Linked DNA regions of Mus musculus: region 2 is linked to region 1. A link is a loop called in an ENCODE intact Hi-C map of the cell type or tissue named here. Cell type or tissue: heart. All regions are shown on one strand.

Region 1 (2,500 bases):
CCATTCGGGAAACATGCCTAGCTTGTGTGCTGTTCTCCATCAGAATGTTCCAGACACACGAGACTAAATAAAAAGAGTGAGGGATGCTAAGATCATACAGAGCTAATCTATCTTTGCTGCTCTTGTCCTAGCCTCGTGTCTATGGTGACGACCCTGATAAGGAACATCAGCTGTGAAACCCTACAGGCCCTTCGCACTAGGAGCTTCGAGAGTCGTTCCTCAGGAGGAAACAGGAAAGAGAAAATTCTGAGGCTGTACTGTGGAGAATCTCAACCCAGATGAAGGGTATGCCTGGGGCTGCGTAGATGGCCTTTAGATCAGAGCGGAAAGAGGGGCAGAGGGAGGGAGGGAGGAAGGGAGGGAGGCAAAAGAAAAGGGCTATGCACATCTATAACCCAGCACTGTGGGGTAGCACAAACTAGAAGGTAAGGGGCTTTCTGGCTGTCAGGCTAGCTCCAGGTCCTGGTTGGGGATAAGTTTACAAAAGATAGAGCCCAACATGCCCAAGGACTCCCTCCAGCCTCCACACCTGAGCAATGAGTTCACCAGCTCGTGCATGCAGAGAGTAGTAGGCCTGCCCGCCTCTTACAGATCAGGGTGACCTTCTCTGTCACACTCTTGTTGCCTCCTGGAGAGAGTGGGCAGCAGATTCTGTCTATCAGCAAGCTGCGCTCTGCGGGACTAACACATTTAAGGTGCTGTCTTTTAAACAGCCAGCCTTCAGGAATAGTGTGTATTTGTTAATAAATGGCGTGGTGCCATCCTCAAGAGAAGTTGCTCTGGTGGCAGTGAAGCCAAAACAGACAGACCCACAGACAGTCAAAGTCTACAACGGGCAGACTTGTAGATACACCATTCTTACATCTAATCGCTAGTCCAGAAAAAAAAAAAAAAAAAAAAAAAACCCTGTGTTACTCCAGTATCTCAAGCATTGCTCTGAATTAATGGAGAAAGCTCACTGCAGTAAACACTGTCTGCACAGGGGTGTCTAACGACTTCTTCCCCTTGCCAGGCAAGAGAGGAAGACAGACTGAGGGAATGCTCAGCAGGACAGGCCACTGATCCCTGGAGGGCAGCACACGGGAACAGAGCCAGTGCTGACTCAGAGACAGGTTTACTCTAGACAGTTTCTCGTCACCTTTGAGAGGGCCAAGGGAACCGGCCCGAAATCCTGAACAATGACAGTATGCCCTTCCTTTAAAGTCAGTCAGCTGGTCCCCTGGGGGAACTAACCTCAACTTCACAACTGCCTCAGAATGCCCACCGGAGAGCTGGCAAAAGGCATCACGGGGTTCCAGGTTCAAACAGAAAGAGGGCACGCTGCCTTCTCAAGCCAGGGTCACAAAACCACTTGGCTTGAGAAACCTGCCAGGCAGCAGGCCAGCGATGGCCTCTGTGTTTGTTGAAGTCTGCCTAGCAACCCCTGGCAATTTCTGAAAGCACGTTCAGTCATCCTGGAAAAATAAACACCTGCCAATGGAACGGCCGAGGTTCGAAGTGTGTGCCCTTCCCTCCTGGAGAAGAAAGCTTGCTGTTAGCCTCCCGTCTGTGGACAGAGGTGCAGTGGCTGCAGCCAAGAGCATGAGGGTGGGGGTGGCAGAGAGGAGAGTGAACTTTCGGTCCAAACACCACAGTGACACTCTTCAGAATACAAACCCTAATGATACTTGGAGAATTCTCACTGTGAGGAATTGACATTTATTCTACTTAATATAATCATCTCCAGATCCATCTGTTTCCTTACGGTGCATGCTTCCTTGCACTTAAATTTAAATACACATGCTTTTGACGTGAACATAGAAGGGGCATAACGAGAGGGAAGATGAAATCTAAAGTGAGAGGGAGGAAGTGAGAGAAAGGTAATGACCTCGATATATCACAAAGAAGCAGAAGGGAAGAACTAACAAAGAGAAGCGGGAGATGGGACAGCAAAAAAGCAGCAGGGGCTGGAGGAGGGCCTGCTATACTGACATACATTTGTCCATACATACACACATATATGAAGACATCACAACCAAACCCATCTCTTTGTACATCCACTTTAAAAATTAATCTTAAAAATCGAGAGAGAAAAAAAGAGTTGACATCTAAAAATAACTGTGTGGTCTGGAGAGATGGCTCAGCAGTTAAAAGTGGAGATGGATCTCACAGAAGCCCTCAAGTTTGGTCCCCAGCACCCAGGTCAGGTGGCTCACAATGATCTGTAACTCCAGTTCAAATGGATCTGGTGCCTTCTTCTGGCCTCTGCAGGCACCTGCATTTGTGTGCACACACCCACACATAGACACCCACATACACACACAGACACATACACACACAGACACACACACACACACACACACACACACACACAAGTACAGATGATTAAAAAATGAAATCAATGTTCACAAATAATTTTTGCCTCTGGGTTAAAGCGTATGTAGAACCTTATTAATGATTTGAACATATGCTAAATGTTACAGTGGTATAAGCTGGCAATCTACACAATTGCTCTTAACTT
Region 2 (2,500 bases), 65 kb after region 1:
GGTTAGTATCACACTCCCCACTGGTCACAGACACCTTTGGCAATGGATGACAGTTAACGCAGAGACTTGCAAGGCCAGAGTGCTAAGAATAAAATGATTGTTGACTGCTCAGCTCTTAACCAGGCCATCTATACCATCCCCTCCCAAGGAGTCAACAGATACATATATGCACCTGGTATCTAATAGATTATGCAAATCACAGAAACAATGTATACATATTCACCTGATAGCATAGGGTCTAGGGGAACATTTGCCAGCAGGCCCTGGAACTGGTAACTATTATTGCCAAGACAGCACAGAAGGGGACACAGGGAAGCTCAGCCACGGTGTGTTCAGCCCCCTCAAAGACCAGAATAAAAATCAGCACCTCATACTTCACTTGTGGTAATGTTATTCAGAGGTAGACAGCCCTCCGTTTGTGGAGGAGAACTAAACAGATGTGTTATTTGCACATTTATTTTTCCTCTGGCTTTATCTGAAAACTTGAAATTTGCACCAGAATCTTAACCTGGCCTGCCCTAACTGACAACTAACTCTTCTTTTTAAGTAGCATCTCCCGTTTCTTTCATAGACTGCCCAAAGCTCACACAGACCTCTCAGGAGTTTCCAAATGTTAACCAGTGTCACAGCCTGAAACAGAGACCAATGAGGTGGAGCAAAAGGTCCCAGGTACAGCGTTCTTGCCTTTGCATGTCTGGCACCTTTCCTGGGGCAGGCACTGTGCCCCAAAGGGAACACGGGATCCAGCTGTGATGAATCCAGCTGCCATGAACAGCTCACCCCTGCCACACAGGCCTGCCTGCCTTCCCAAATCCTCAAGTGACCAGCCACCCAGAACCGAGATGTCTAGCCAGTTTAACTGACAGCTCCCCTGAGGACAAGAAGAAATGAGCTCTCTTCCTTATCAAGGTTCCAAAACCCTGTGACCCTTACAGGGAGATAATTAGAGATGAAGCCCGTCTTATCTGCACTGTTGCTGGGCACAGACGTGTACGTACATACCTAATGACTGACACAGGCTGCCTTAAAAGCCACAGGTAAAGTACATGGGCCAATAAAATCCTAAATGCACACTGTGCCCCTCTCATCAACTGTCCTGTAGAGAATATTCTCAGTAGATCAGAAAGCAAACAGGAGAGACTTAGGAGTGTTGGGACTTTGTGTATAATAAAGGTTTCTCAGGGGACAGGGAGCACAGAGGCTGGAGAGATTGCTCAGTAGTTAAGAGAATGCACTGTTCTTCCAGAGCCTGAGTTCTCAGCACTCATAGTCAACCACCAGTAATTCCACTTCCTGGGCATACAACGCCCTCTTCTGGTGCCCACTGGCACTGCATTTAACAATAATAATTAAAGGTGATGAGATCATAAATTTGAAAGGGAGTCAGGGGAGATGAAAGAGAGCTGGAACGGAGAAAGACAGGGAGGAAATTATATAAACCCATTACTCATGTTTAAACGTCTCAAAGAAATATTTAAAGTTTAAAAAGCTCAAATCAGTAAGTGCTAAACTAACAGATTAGTTCTTTAAAAAAAAGTCTATCATTATTTCATAGGCTTTTTCTCAAATTGCTACTTTACTAAAATCATAGAAAGTGGTTTTGGCCTCCTTATTATAAAGCACTGACTGACTCTGAAAGAATATTGGCAAGCTGGTGCTCCCAGCGACAAAGGTACAGTAGCCTTCACGATGACAGACTGCCCATGGGGAAGGTGGGAAGCCCTACTGTTATGGTCTGCCTGGGACTCACTGACTTAGAAAGGAAGGCTCACTGTGGCCCCACTAAGTGTTCATCTATGCTATGGGGACCCTTAGTTTGGTGGATGACACACACGAACCACTAGAATTCTACACAGCCATGCTCAGCCACACTGGTCCAGACACGGCTGGGCCCTGTGGTCTCGCTAAAGAGGCCAGGACCATTTTCTCCGTTTATGGACTTGATTTCCAGCCATAGCAAATAAACAGTGGCTGAGAGGGGAGGTTTTGTAAAGACAGCTTTAATACTGTCCACAAAAGAAGGGAAAGAACTAAGATGGTTTCCCCTCCCCACGCCCTGATCACACACAGAGCAAAATAATACAAGGCTGCTTTTTTTTCTTTTAACTCAAAAATCAACAGTCACAGGTAATAAAACGTGAAAGAGAATTCTAAAAGCAATCAGACCCCAGCCTCAGGGTACTAAATTTGAAATCCATTTCTCGGGGCAAACACTAGGAAAATTCTCAGGACGTTTTTCAATAAGTTTCAACAGCCAGTTTGCGGCATTAAAAGTTTTTATCACTTATGAAATATGCAATCCCAAGAAAATTATTTGTTTGCCAATGCCAAAGATAGCAGAGGTGGCTTTAAAGTTGTTGGTATCTGAATATTAAATCCTGTGCATCCCACAAGATAGATACACACAACCTGTTGCGCAGGCTTTCAGAAACACAGGCGTAAGTACATGAAGATATTATATCTCAGTCTTAAACAGAACAGTGGGGAACCTGAGTTTGTT

The links. Peaks named below come from ENCODE experiments on the same cell type or tissue, not always from the same donor. Only the 100,000 strongest peaks of a DNase experiment are listed, where the experiment ranks them.
Region 2: it touches region 1 in a loop (2.2-fold over the local background); 5 of 42 quality-filtered maps call a loop at or near these places.

Annotation. Positions count from the first base shown.
Region 1 is chr10:71,057,645-71,060,144 of GRCm38, forward strand. The region is part of intron 2 of Bicc1 (BicC family RNA binding protein 1); the gene reads right to left. Among named protein-coding and RNA genes, the nearest start is that of Bicc1, 100 kb to the right of the region's middle. In heart, no CTCF peak of the experiment used is centred here; a DNase peak (open chromatin) is centred at 1,397; H3K27ac peaks cover 1,928 bases.
Region 2 is chr10:71,122,869-71,125,368 of GRCm38, forward strand. All of the region lies in intron 1 of Bicc1 (BicC family RNA binding protein 1), which reads right to left. Among named protein-coding and RNA genes, the nearest start is that of Bicc1, 36 kb to the right of the region's middle. In heart, a CTCF peak has its summit at 1,309 (motif pointing left); a DNase peak (open chromatin) is centred at 723.